Regions from separate parts of the Homo sapiens genome. Here region 2 is linked to region 1. Evidence: chromatin contacts called from ENCODE Hi-C or POLR2A ChIA-PET data. All regions are on one chromosome and are shown on one strand. The core of a region is the stretch at or near the end of the contact, and the rest is flanking DNA. Distances in the headings are between cores, read along the strand shown. Region 1 holds the start of GRIFIN (galectin-related inter-fiber protein). Region 2 overlaps IQCE (IQ motif containing E).

Region 1 (6,726 bases), core at 2,439-4,938:
AGGCAGGAGAATGGCGTGAACCCGGGAGGCAGAGGTTGCAGTGAGCCGAGATCACACCACTGCACTCCAGCCTGGGTGACAGAGCCAGACTCCGTTTCCAAAAAAAAAAAAAAAATCAAGTGCCAGCCATTGTCTAGGCATGCTGTCATCTGAAGTAACTCATTGAGGCAGAAAGATATGCTGAAGGCACTCATTTTCCTGTTTCACAGAGGTCCCCAGAGCTCAGGGCCTTGCCGCGCACAGAGAGTGGCAGAGCTAAGGCTCAAACCCAGGCAGCCATTCCCAAGTCCAGCTTCCCGTCTCTGCTCTCCTGTCTGTGCCACTGCAGACCTAATACTTTTATTCATCAATTCATTCATTCATTCATTCGAGACAGGGGCCTCTCTCTGTTCAGGCTGGAGAGCAGTGGCATGATAATTGCTCCACCTCCTGGGCTCAAGCAGTCCTGCTGCCTCAGCCTCCTGAGCAGGTAGGACCACAGGTGTGAGCCACCATATCTGGTTAATTAAAAAAAAATTTTTTTTTTGGTTTGGAGTTTCGCTCTTGTTGCCCAGGCTGGAGTGCAATGGCATGATCTCGGCTCACCACAACCTCCACCTCCCGGGTTTAAGCGATTCTCCTGCCTCAGCCTCCCGAGTAGCTGGGATTACAGGTGTGTGCCACCATGCCTGGCTAATTTTGTATTTTTAGTAGAGACGGGGTTTCTCCATGTTGGTCAGGCTGGTCTCAAACTCCCGACCTCAGGTGATCCACCCGCCTCGGCCTCCCAAAGTGGTGGGATTATAGGCATGAGCCACTACACCTGGCCAATTTTTGTATTTTTTGTAGAGATGGGGACTTGCTGTGTTCCCCAAGCGGGTCTCCAACTCCTGGGGTCTCAAGGGATCCCCTTGCCATGGCCTCCCAAGGTTCTGGGATTACAGGCATGCACTTGGCGTAATACTTTCCTTTAATAACTCACTTGTTAAGGCTAAATACCTGTTGAGTTTCATCCTAAGCTGTGACGTCACTAGTTTCATGTGGATAAATAATAGATTGGTAGGTGGGCACATAGATGAATAGATAGATAGATGATTGATGTTGATGACAATGATGACGGATATAGATGGTATATACATGATAGATGATAGATATTGATGATAGGTAGAGATAGAGATGAAGAGATGCCCGGTGTTGGTAATTGTAGTAGAATTAACATGCAATTACGAAATCTCATTGTGTGTGCCCCTGAAGTCACCTTCCCACCCCGGGGCTCTTCGGCTCTTCGAAGGCTGAGCCCTTCGCATACAGGAGGCAGGAGCCACAACTCCCATTGTATAGGTGTGGAACCTGAGGCTGGTTGGGGGGACTTGTGGATGGTCACGCAGCCAGGAGGGGCAGGCCTGGGGGACTCTCCCCACAGTGCTCATGTCCCCTTATGAGGCCTCCGGGGCCTTCCTGCTCCCACCACACACCAGCCTGGCTCTCACCACCACACACACATGAGGCTGCTGGGACAGGCTCACGTCTCCCTCCAGGTGGGACAGGAGAAACAGGAAAGGCCCCTGCAGGAAGTAGGGGGAGAGGGAAGCCTTGGGGCCTCTGAGGAGATGGCTTGGACCAGGCAGGACATGAGTGCCCCAGGGCTGACCCTTCCCACCAGGGCTGAGCCGTGGCAAGAGCCTGAGCCCAGTGGTCCTGGGTGGGGACTGGCCCAGGCCATGCCTGCCCCTGCCTTTCAGTCCCCTGGGCCCCGCTGGGACCTTCTGGCCCATGGCAGGTGCCCTCCCCACACAGGATGCCATCCGACACCCCTCCCCGGTCCAGGTCCATCCCGGCCGTATGCGAGACCGTATACGGCGAGGCCGTATGCAGGCCGCCGTATGCGAGAGCTTCAGCATCCTGGGGACAAAGTGAGGGGGTTGGGTCGTCTCTGGAGTGTCGGTCTCAGGGTCCCCCAGCCCCCCAGCTTCCAGGGCTGCGTAGCACCGGCCCCACCTGAGCCTCCCCCTGCCACCCCCTAGCAGCCAAACGCCTGCAGCCTTCTCAGAGTTTATTGAAGGTGGAGCTGCGAGGAGCACACAGGACCACAGACCCCCTCACCCAGCTGCCCCAGGGTGGGACTCCAGGTACCCTGGACATGGGACAAGCCGAGGCTGGCTCCTGGGGTGCAGGTGTCACTCAGTAGCCCCGGTCCCTGCAAACATCCAAGGCACGTCCCTAGCTCCTGCCCTGCCCATGCACAGACCAGGGTGGGAGGTGGACCATGGCCCTGCTCCCGTGGCCGGATATGCAGGGCTGGCAGGGAGAGGAGCAGGGTGGGACGCCAGGCAGACAACCCCTCCCCAGGCGGAGGAGGGTCCCCGGATCAGGGTGAGAAGCAAAATCCCTGCTGGGGTGGGCAGTGTGGGGCAGGAATGGGCAGGGACCTGGGTAGAGGCAGGGACTTTACCCCCAGCTCAGGCCCCTCTTGGCCAGCTCCACCTGGGCCAGGCAGTGGTCACTCAGCACGCGCACCCTGGTGGTGGCGCCCAGCGGCCTCTGACGGCATGGGAACTGTAGCACCTTGTGCTCCGGGGCGTAGACGTGGAAGTGCTCCGCGTCCCAGCTGACCTCTATCTGGGCAGGCTGGGGCCAGTGACCTCAGTGCCAGCCCCCAGGGCCTGGGGTCTGGTCCCGCTTTTAACGGTGATGTGCCTGCCGGCCGTCTCCAGGAAGGACAGCCTGGCAGGCCCCGGGGGTCCCTTGGCTTGGAGCCCCCAGCCCAAAGTCCCCTCCTTTCTCCCAAGATGGGGTGGCTGGTAGCCAGGGTGGTGGGTACCTACTGCACACGTAGGGAAACTGAGGCCAGGGAGGCCACCCAGACCTTGCCCTGGCCCACTGACCTGTAAGCGTCCACCGTGAACCCGCTGCCCACTGGCCCCCTGTTCCCCCACGGGCCTTCCCTGCCTAGCCCAGGCCCCACCCAGGCCCCTGTCACCTCAAAGGGCTCCCCCGGGGCCAGCGGGAAGATGCTAGACACCTGCTCCGGGCCCCAGCGGCCGTACTGGAAGGCATTGCCCACCACAGTGGCGCTGGAGAACCGGGGCTTGATGTGGAAGGCAATGTCCCCCGTCTCCAACAAGAAGTTAGTCTCGAACCTGGGGCGGACATGGTGCGGGTCAAGAGCTGCAAAGAGCTGGGCCGGCCACCCAGCCCAAGGCCCAGCGAGGGGAGGGCGGTGCCGCTGACCTGTCCTCTCCAGAGTCAGCATGTCCCTGGACCAGCAGCTTCCAGCCGGGGGCCAGGCCGCCCGCACAGAAGGCTTTAGACTGAGTGGAAGAGACAGGGGGACCAGCCTCATGGGGCTGCAGCCTCCTCCCTCCCACCCCCACCCCCACCCTATCCCATCTGTCCAGGAAGGTCCCTGCCCACCCAGCCTGCCCCCAACCCAGTGCCAGACATAGGCTAAGGCTCTGTTCATCTGGTGTCTTTGTGACAGGGTGACCAGGGCTGGGGTGGGAGGGACACACCTGCCCAGCAGGCCAGCTCTGGGGGGACCTTCACCCTGACGCCCTCTCAGCCCTGAGATCTGATGAGAGGCCAGAGCCCATACCCCATCTCTGTGCAGAGAGAGCACGGGTGGCTCAGGGAGCCCCCAGCCCTGCACCGTTCTCCTTCTCCAGGTCCAGGGTCTCACCCACCTGCACTGCCATCTGCTCCCAGCCACTGTGGGAGGGCGCGGGGAGCCTGGGGTATAGATGGGGGGCTAGGGGTGGGAAGTGCCGGGGGGCTGGGGGTGGGGAGCGCCGGGGGAGGGCTGGGGGTGGGGAGCGCCGGGGTGGGGCTGGGGGTGGGGAGCGCCCGGAGTGGGGGGGCTGGGGGTGGGGAACGCCGGGCCCCACCCCCGGGTGACTTGGCAAGGTCTCTGGGCCCTTCCCAGCCCATATCTCCCTACCCCTCGGGCCTCTCCCTTCCAGCTGGTTCTCTGTGCAGGCGCAAGGGAGATGGGTCACCTGCCCCTGCTCCCCCAAGCCCTCTCCTGCCTGACTCTCACCCACTTCACTCCTTCAGGATCCAGGAAAGCAGCCACTCCTTTCTCACTGGGACGGCAAGGTCTAGGCAGGGACCCTGGCCCGGCTCTTCCTCCGGGATCACGGGCCCCTCCAGGGACTCGAACCCTCCCATCCGGCCAAGGGCAGGCTTAGGAGGGGAGGCTTGGCTGCCGACCCCTGCCCTGGCTTCCCAGGTCCCGTCTGACCACGTGGTGCTGCAGGGCCTGTCCCCCAGCCCACCCTGGCCCCCGCCGCCTGCCCCCACTGGCTCAGCCACCCCATGGGGCATACAGCAAGGATTAGGCCGGCGCTGGTCAGCGCATTCCAGGCTCTGGCAGGCGAGGGGAGGGCTTTTCCCACACCCAGGATGCTCCCCACCTCAGGCTGAGCATGGGGGGGACCAGCTGGGCCCTCAAGGAGGAAGGGAGGTGAGCAGAGAGAGTCTCAGGCTGTCGGGCAGCTTTGGGGCCTCCGAGGACGGGAACCGGCCCGAAGTGGACCTGGAGGGGGCACAGAGCCCTAGGGCTGCTGCAGGTGGGTGTGTGTGCAGCCATGTGCAGCCATGTGCAGTGCGTGTGCAGTGATCTCGTGGGTGGGTATCCTGGCTGCAGGCCGGACGATTGTGTGAGCCCATGAGTGTGCGAGGCATGGGGTGTGAGTTCCAGAGACTCTGGGTGACAGGGAGGTTTGCTGTGTCCCTGCCTGTGTGTCTGAAGAGGCCTGGCCCCCAGGATGCCCCCGCCAGGATTCTCCATTCTCACGTCTCCTGCCGCCCTGTCCCCGTGTTCGAGTGGGCCCTCCAGTCCCCCATCCGCAGGGGTCCCTTCCAGCCATTCTCTCCAAGCCCTGGCAGGGCTGACCTGGGTCCCGCCTGACCTCTCCATGGGTGCTGCCGCTGGGGCCTGTGCCCGGACGTCCTGGTAGGAGGGTGGGACTGCTGAGGCCGGGAGGGGCCTCAAGGTGGTCGTGACTGTCCGCCAGCCCCCTGGGTGGTGCAGAGCAGTGCGGAGCCTGCGGCTGTGGAGCCCGTCTCTCCTGCCTGGCTCGTAGCAGGGCTGGCCGTGGCCCTGCAGGGGGCAGCCCTGGGCAGCAGAGGATGAGCGTGCCTGCCCTCCCCGGCCACATCCGCGTCCCCATCCTGCCTGGCCGTCCTGGGGCCCAGCAAGCCGCAGGTCCCTCCTACGTGCCTCCCCCAGAAGAGCACAGAGAGGGAAGCCCTCACCACAGCAGGAAGGGGAGCCAGTGCTTCCTCCCCCTCCCTGTCCTGCCCCCAGCCCCAGGGACAGCCCTGGTTTCAGCTGCGGAGTGAGGACACAGAGCAGGACTCTGGGTACAGGACTCAGGGCCAGGGCTGTGCAGAACATAGAGGCAGGGGGCTGGAACAGGCTTCCCACCAGCTGACAACCTGGCGCTCGTGGCCTCTGAGCCTCAGTCTCCCCCACCGTCCGCTGGGCACAGCAGTCCAGCAATGCCATCTGCTGTCCATGCCTGGGTCCTGGCAGGGTAGGGTGGCCCAGGCAACCACAACCCTGGACACAGGAGCCCGGCCGTCATCCCCTCGCTTTGGGGTCTGTGGGGGCAGCGGTAGAGGGCCTGGGTCTCAGGAGCTGCCTAGAGCCCCAGACATCAGGGGCCCTGTGGGTGGGGCTTGAGCCCCAGACTTGCCAGACAGAAGGCCTGCGTGCCGCTGCCTGGGATGAGGGGGGCCTGAGGTCCCTGCTTCTGCCAGGCCCACTCCTCTCTGAGCTTCAACCTCCCCATCTGGGCAGTGGGCTTGTGTTACAGGAAGCTCAGCAGGCTTCGAGGCCAAAAGGGCTGTGTGAGCCCAGTCCGGGCACCCACAGTTCTCAGAAAGCTGCATGCCTCCTAACACCCAGGGAGAAGCAGGCTGGCCCTCGTCCCCATGGTGACACGTGTACTTGGCCTGTGTGTAGACTTGTGACCTCACCCCGTTTACTGTGGCTTCAGAGCCTCTCCCTCCTGGGGCGGGAGCCAGGAGCCGCCAAAGATCTCGGCAACCCGGACAACCAAGGGCCCAGAAGTCAGAACTGGGTGGGTGACAGAGAGAGACCCCGAGCTCTGCAGGCACAGCCCGTCCTCAACCCTGACTCCAGGGAGTGCAGGTCCAACCCCGGCCCACTCCCCGCTGGCCAGCCTCAGGGGTCGGGGTGGCACAGCAGGCAGTGCCCATGCTGAGTTGCTGGCTGGGCACCAGCCACTGGGTGCTGTGGCTTGGGGCCCGGGAGCAAACAGACCTCTCCTTCTCCTGTCCCACACGCCCACCCGGATGCGCGGTTTGCCCAGGGGTTTTGACCTTCACGGGCTCCCGTCTGCACCCGGCTGAGCGAGGAACTTCACCAGGAGAGCGCCTGGACTCCGAAGCCCGTTCTGTCCTGAGCCTCTATCGCGAGGCAGTGCCCAGCATGGAGCTGGAACTCAGGGATGTGGGGGAAAAAATCCTGCCCATCGCATAACAACCACCACCGTCTACTGAGAGCTCACGCCGGACCAGGCGGCAGGCTGAGTTGTTCACACGTGTTACGGGTGGTTTTCTTTCTCCCCTTGAGGGAGGCTACGAGAGCACAGAGAAGTTAAGGGGCTTGCCCAAGGTCACAACAGCAAGGGAGTCACAAAGCCAGGATGTGAACCCGGCAGCCCGTCCCAGAGTCTGTGCACCCAAAAACCATGCTAGACTGTCCCCTGGAAACAGAGC
Region 2 (6,726 bases), core at 2,262-4,761, 130 kb after region 1:
CAGGAGAATGGGGTGAACCCGGAAGGCGGAGCTTACAGTGAGTCGAGATCACGCCACTGCACTCCAGCCTGGGCAACAGAGCGAGACTCCATCTCAAAAATAAATAAATAAGTAAATAAATAAATAAATAAATAAATAAATAGATAAATAAGAATCCCTACAGTTTAAAAATTCAGAACCTGCCACCAGGAGGCTGTTCACTGACCAGCAATTCCCGGGAGGCAGGGCCATCTGAAAAGGAAACTGAGCTCTTCCTGTCTCCCTGACGCCCAGGGTGCCCTGGGGGTTGAGTGCTGGGAGCCAGCAGGGGGCTGCCAAACAGTCGTCTTCCCTGCTGTCCTTGCACCCCAGAGCTCTCCTGTGCCCCGCGTTCCGAGCCCCATCGCCCAGGCCACGGGCAGCCCTGTGCAGGAGGAGGCCATCGTCATCATCCAGTCCGCTCTGCGGGCACACCTGGCCCGGGCCAGGCACAGGTGAGTCAGGGTCACGGGGACGTGGGACACAGACATGGCACGAGAGGCTGCCCACCGCACTGGGCCCGGAGCACTGGGTGCAGGGCATGTGGCGGAAACTGGAGCAGCGCCTGCCGCCTGCCAGCGGGACCTCGGTTTGGAGCCAGAGTAAAGGCTTCACATCCTGAGGACTCCCTGCTGCACCACGGACGTGGAGTGGGCTGGAAGGTGTGATCCTCGGGGGAGGCCTTTCCAGAGTCGCTTCTTCCCTACCGGGAGGAGATGAGAAGAGGAGCTTCACACACCGTGTAGCTCAGGTCACCATCAGTCTGTGGCCTGGCTTTTGGCTGTGCTGATAGGTCATCCCTGTGAAAGAAAACTGTGTTGTGACCTCCGTGTTGGACACGGCATATGACAGGCGACGCGTGCAGGGTCTAGATGGCAGCGTTCCCACAGGCCTCTTGGTGGGTTTGCTAGGACTCTCGGTTGCAGAAATCAAAACCCCTTGAAGTGAGCCTGGCCGGGGGGAGTTTACAGTAAGGGGAAGAGACGGCCCCGCTCCGTCACCCCCGTCTGCTTCACCCCGCATGGGGTTTGTTCCCCTCTTATCACAGACTGCTCTGGTTCTCAGCCTCTGTGGTGGAGCCGCGCGGCCACCCAGCACTTCCGAGTGGGCAGTTTCTCCCTCCAAGGCCGCATCTGCATCTCATGGTCCTGACCCCATGTGACCTGGGACACACTGTGGGCTCAGGAGTCAGGGACCCATCCCTGGGCGGCGAGCCCCAGCCAGGAGGTGGAGGGCCATGCAGCCTGCAAGCATGTCCCCGGGGAATGGCAGCTGGGCTGACCCAGACAGGAGACAGGGAACGGAGCCGTCTGAGGCCAGCTTATAAAACCATGCCGGCCTGACCTCAGCATGGTCCCCGAGGAGATGGACGGGGACGTGTCTGAGGCTCTTCACCGCCGGACGTTTCTGGACCCTGGGTGCATATTGGGTACAGCGCTGGTCGTGGGGCTCGGGACTGGCTCTGTGTTTGCTTTCATTGGAATACTTGCCTCCAAGCAAATTACTGAGGCTGCTGTAAACCTCAGAGAGGTTTGTACTCTCTAAAAGCAGAATCAGCTGGCGTTTTCTGTTTTTTTCCAGTGCTACCGGTAAAAGAACCACCACCGCAGCTTCTACCAGGAGGAGATCGGCTTCAGCCACACACGGGGACGCCTCCTCCCCACCCTTCCTCGCAGCTCTTCCTGGTAATTTCATTCATTTGGATTCTGGCACCAGGGCAGCTGGTCTGCTGAGGTCTCAGCCAAAGAGTGGCCACCTCCAGGAAGCCCGGGCTGTGTCGGGACGGAAGGGAGGAGTGTCCCATCTGGAGCTGCCTCTGAACTAAGCGTCGCCTTATGCCAGGAAGGCCCACAACAGGGCCCCGCCTTGGCCCAGCTTGTCCTTTGTGCCTGGAATTGCCGAGGTCCTTGCTGTCTTTATTTTTTGCTCTCAGCTCCAACAGGACCGAGGTGGCTTCCTCCTTCAGGCCAGCATTTCTCCTGTTTGTTTGTTGAGTAAAACCGTGTTATTGTTTCCTTTTCTACTTTGTTAAAGTCCAAAAACAGTCAGTGAAGAAGCCGCTGGCACTGCAGGATGCCACACCCTGGTGTGAGGCCTCATCCCTGCTCTGCCCGGAGCTGACGGGGATGCCCCAGCAGGCCCTGCCTTTCTCTGGCCGTCAGTCCCTTCATGTTTAAAGTAGAGAACGGGCTAGACAGCTGGAAAGCCACTCTCCACCCCAAATCTATGCTGCTCTGCGTGGACTTGAGATCCCGTGTCTTATCCTGCAATTAGAAACCCCCCATTGACACCTCCTGTAAAGGGAAGATGAGTGCGGAGGCACGCTGTTGAGACTCGGGACTGTCGGGAGATGGAGAAGGGCAGCCTTAAGACCCTGTTGAGGAGGGGAGTGTGGCGTGCGGGGCTGTTTCACGTGGGAAGTGTCAGGCGAAGGGCTTTGCTGTGCTGAGTCCTTAGGTCTCCAGGGTGGAGTCAGGGAAGGAGGAGAGAGAACAGCAAGGAAAACCACAAAGGAAGAGGCTCTTCTGAGCCCAAAGGGTGAGGGTGAGGAAGGCCAGGGGGTGAAGGAAGGGTGAGGCCTGCCCAGGACCCACATGCCTTAATTTGAATGTCCCTTCAGGACGGGCCCAGGGAGCCGGCAGCCCCCCAGTACCACTCCAGTAAGTGTGGGGGCCCGTGGCGGGCGGAGGCCTCGCTTTCCTGGGAGATCCCTCCTGTGCTGACGCGGAGTCACGGAGTTGGGAAGAGGCCGTTTTGAGGCCCGCATCAGACCTGGAGCCCGAGAGCCTTCCCTCCCCAGGGGGTCCCGCTAGGGGCTGTGTTTTAGAGAGTCTCCTGCACGAGCTAAGAACCGTATACCACGTTTGACCTGGAAATACCACGTATGAAATCACATTTTATTTTCATTTTTTAACCTAGTTTCGTCAGAGCTAGAAAACTTTGAACTTTGATATTCTCTCCAAAACTTCCATTTGTAAAGCTCAACACAAAGATGAGCAGCCTGGGGTTTCGGGGAGAATGTACAGACACGCAAAGCGGTCGGGCCGGCCTGTGACTCGTGGGCTCTGCAAAAGGCTTTCAGTTGTTCTCCGGGAGCCGATTCTACCGGCTTCGCCAGACCCTGCCTTTGGTGACCTTTAGAGGCTTTGATCAGGGCTAAAGCGTGCGTTGATGCTGCCCTTTTCTCTTGCTCAACGCAAGTGATTTTAAAGACGCAAGTTCATCCCCGTGACCCAGGGATTCAGCTTTATTGACCTAAGGAAATGTCTCTGTGAAAAGTATAAATCAAGCTTTTGTTTGAGCTGATTGGTTGTTTTTGAAGATAACCATGAAAGCTGTTTTTAATTTCATAAGGTTCCCCTTTAATATGAATTTTCTTGAAAGTTGCAGGAAAAAAAAGCTGACACAGTTACAGTATCTGCGGCATGGCCGAATTGCCATTTCCTTCCCTTTTTAAAATCTCACATGAGCAGTTCATTACTTTTTTACTTTCGTCTTTCAAGGCAGCGACACTCAGGCTCCCCGGCAAGGAGCTCTGGGGCTGCTGCTGTGGTAGGACCCGTCCCTTCTTCAGCTCTGGTACCCACCTCCATCCCGTCTGTAGGTGGCGTCCCATTCTAGAATGGATTAAAAGTTTGGAACGCTCTAGATGCTTAGGAAGGAGCATCCAAGGGGGAATGGCCGAGCAGCTTGCAAGCTCACAGCGATCCGTGCCTTGCCCCCTCCTGCCCTCTATACCAGTGGCCAGCGAGTTAACAGGGAAGTTGGCTTTTTTTTTTTTTTTTTTGAAGTGCAGTCTAGCTGTGTTGCCCAGGCTGGTCTGGAACTCCTGGGTTCAAGCCACCCTCCCACCTCGGCCTCCAGAGTCCTGGGGTTACAGGCATGAGCCACTGCACCCAGCAGAAACGCTCCTACACACGGGTAGCCACCCACCCAGGCCCCAGACTCCTGGACTGCTGCTGTGGGAATGGCTTTCAGGGAATGACTCCAGTGTGGACTCGAGGTTCCTCCATGCTGGCAAATGTCTGCTTTTGCAGGTGTTTTGACTGGGGGAAATGGTGAGAATACTCAGAGCTGAGTTTGAAGGTGAGGAGAGTGAGGCTTTCTGGCAGGTGTGTAAGTTGGTCCTGAGGCTGGAGAGTGAGGCTTTCTAGCAGGTGTGTAAGTTGGTCCTGAGGCTGGAGAGTGAGGCTTTCTGGCAGGTGTGTAAGTTGGTCCTGAGGCTGGAGAGTGAGGCTTTCTGGCAGGTGTGTAAGTTGGTCCTGAGGCTGGAGAGTGAGGCTTTCTGGCAGGTGTGTGAGTTGGTCCTGAGGGCGGAGAGTGAGGCTTTCTGGCAGGTGTGTGAGTTGCTCCTGAGGGCCTGTGTGCCCCATGGCTTACTGCTTCTCGGGGTGGCTGCCGTCTTGCCTGCCGGGGAAGAGCAGACAGTGTAAGGGTGTCCGTGGTGGCAGCCCCTGAGGTCAGCGTGGCTGACCCCTCTCCCTGTGGTTCATTTCTGCAGACCCCTCTCCCTCAGGGCCACAGGCCTTGGCACCTCTACCTGGGGATGACGTCAACTCCGATGATTCCGACGATATTGTCATTGCACCGTCTCTGCCCACGAAGAACTTTCCAGTTTAGGTCCCCGTCACTGTCTCCACGCCGTGATGGCAGCGCTGCCGAGGACATAGGAACCACGACTGGAAAGATAATTTATCGTGTTAGGAGAAGAACGATGATACCTACTTAACACCTCAGCATCTGCGTCGTGTCTCTTTGTGCTTTTGTTTGTGGAAGGAGACCCAAATGCCTTTACTTTATTCTCTGGGGAGGGCCAGCGGCTCGCATCCCCCTCATCTCCAGCTGCAGCTCGGATGGTGGATTTTCAGTGCCAACAGACACATCTGCCGTGAACTCGCAGATGCCAGGGAGCCCTGTAGTGACACGTTCTCTGACAGCACCTTGCCGCCTGCCCACGACCTTGACCGTGAGGAGCTGCTATCCGCAACCAGCGCCGACACCATGCCCCCTCTTCCTGGTGACACCCTCAACAACCAGGATTTGCTCGATCTCAGCCCAGCAGGCCAGGCAGACACACCCCGCTGTGCCTTAGGAAGGTGTGAGACCGGCTTCCCCCATCCCCACAGCAAAACACGGCCTGTCCCAAGCCAGTGAGGAGCTAAAGACACCCAGGTCCCCAAATGATCTTACTCCATGCCCCACCCGCTCACACCGTCCTTTCCCGTCACCCTTGCTATCCCCTGGAGCACTGCCCTCCAGAGCTGCCCTTCCCAGGAAGGAATTTGGTTGGATTCTGTCACTGTGGAGACCAAGATTTTTTAAAATTCCCAATTACAAAAGCAGCATCACACTTGCTTCTGAGAACAGCAGGGTGATGTCTGTTCCCAAGCTGGTGGCGGGAGCCTTAGCCTGTGTGGGGCCACCCGGGGAAGAGGAGGAGAGGAGGGTGAGGAGGCAGGCTCGCCGTTCCAAGGGACAGCATAGGCTCGTGGTGGGGCGTGTTGCATCTGGTGTCTGGGACAGTCCCCGTCACCCCATGTGTGCGGCCTCTGCACTCCCAAGCTCCATGGCTGGGCTGGGCTGGGCTGGGCTGGGCTGGGCCGGGCGTGCGGAGCCTGTGGAGCCAGCAGCTGCAGAGGCCTAGGAGGGAGTTCCTGGGGGAAGCGCACAGTGTCCAGTGCCCATCTCTTGCTTGTGTGTGAGATTAGCCCTTGCTGGGGCGTCAAGAGGAAGAGCCTTAGACCTGGGCGGGCCTTCAGGGGCATCTAGACCCCTGCACAGCCCAGGCCTGGTGTCTGCATTTCCACAGCACCCCTGTGGGGACTCCTGCCGGGGCTGGCCGCTGTCTCAGGAGAGACCCAATGGTTAGAAAGCCCCTTTTTACACAGCTGACAGCTTCTCCCAAGGCTTCCGTCCACGGGGACAGGCTTAACCCCTGGGCGCCTTTTCTGCAGCATGGCGGCCTTCTGAGTCACCTAAGCTGAGCCTGGGTCATTCTCTGTGGCGGTCAGAAGGCCGATGGCCCCAACACAGTGGCTTGTGAAAGGGAGAGAGGAGGCTCTGCATGTCCACCTGCTCTATGGGAGGAGGACACAGGTGTCCCCAGCCCAGCCTGTTCTCTCCCAGTCACTCAGGGATGGGGCCACCCAAAGTGCAGGACCCGCCCCACCCTGCGGTTCGAAGCCTGGCCCCTGTCTCCACTTAGCTTCTGTTTCTGCAGTGGGTGGAAGCGAGTCAGCGGGGGGCCTGGCTTGTGTACGTGTTTTCCTTATTTGGTCTGTGGGTTGCCAAGTCCATTTTTTTTTCCACTGAACTGGCTGGTAACTTGATGGACTGTGTAACTGACACAGGCCCTCTTTAGACCCCTGCCTTCACCCCACCCGCCCGGGTCCACTCCCTGGGGCGCTGTCCCAAGCCATCCCTGCTTGCCAGCTCAAAGCTTCAGGTCCTAGGAGCCAGTCCACCTCGAAAGCCCTGAGAAAGTGAGACACCTGCACATTCGCTGGGGGAGACCCTCCGTTCTCTTGTGGCAGCTGCTCCCACTTGTTAAACCAAGCTGTTTCTGCGGGACGTGCTCACTCTTGGGAACCAGTGGCCTAGAGCTTTGGGTTACAGGCATGGAGAGGGCTTTCCTGCCTCAGGCTTGGAGGCCAATGTTCCATACATAAACCGCCATGTCCTCTGGTGCAGCTGGGCTGCTCTTTTAAA

What was found. A loop is a pair of places that touch in the nucleus more often than their neighbours do. ChIA-PET counts read pairs that join two places held with the same protein, here RNA polymerase II (POLR2A). Pooled maps may share reads with other maps.
Region 2: a loop to region 1 is called in a pooled map, with 6 times the contacts of the local background. The contact joins the enhancer-like site here to the promoter of GRIFIN in region 1. A Hi-C loop is called at or near these places in 1 of 168 maps with a recorded cell type or tissue (endothelial cell of umbilical vein), 1 of 37 single-sample maps with no recorded cell type and 8 of 50 pooled maps. POLR2A ChIA-PET finds 5 or more read pairs at or near these places in 2 of 52 experiments (CD4-positive, alpha-beta T cell and HEK293T).

What each region holds. Positions count from the first base shown.
Region 1 is chr7:2,472,710-2,479,435 of GRCh38, forward strand. It overlaps GRIFIN (galectin-related inter-fiber protein), which reads right to left and starts at 3,689. Exons shown (of 5, transcript NM_001394787.1): 1 at 3,663-3,689; 2 at 3,211-3,290; 3 at 2,960-3,119; 4 at 2,432-2,598; 5 at 2,019-2,176. The coding sequence starts at 3,674. The coding sequence ends at 2,161. RefSeq lists enhancers at 1,213-1,758, 5,850-6,445 and a silencer at 5,131-5,200.
Region 2 is chr7:2,605,525-2,612,250 of GRCh38, forward strand. IQCE (IQ motif containing E) reads left to right here. Exons shown (of 22, transcript NM_152558.5): 20 at 352-473; 21 at 1,600-1,703; 22 at 4,520-6,726. The coding sequence ends at 4,638. Among named protein-coding and RNA genes, the nearest start is that of TTYH3, 23 kb to the right of the region's middle. RefSeq lists enhancers at 4,549-5,122, 5,123-5,696. Within about 2 kb of position 3,512, at least 5 of the 41 ENCODE cell types and tissues checked have a DNase peak (open chromatin) inside an H3K27ac peak, as active enhancers do.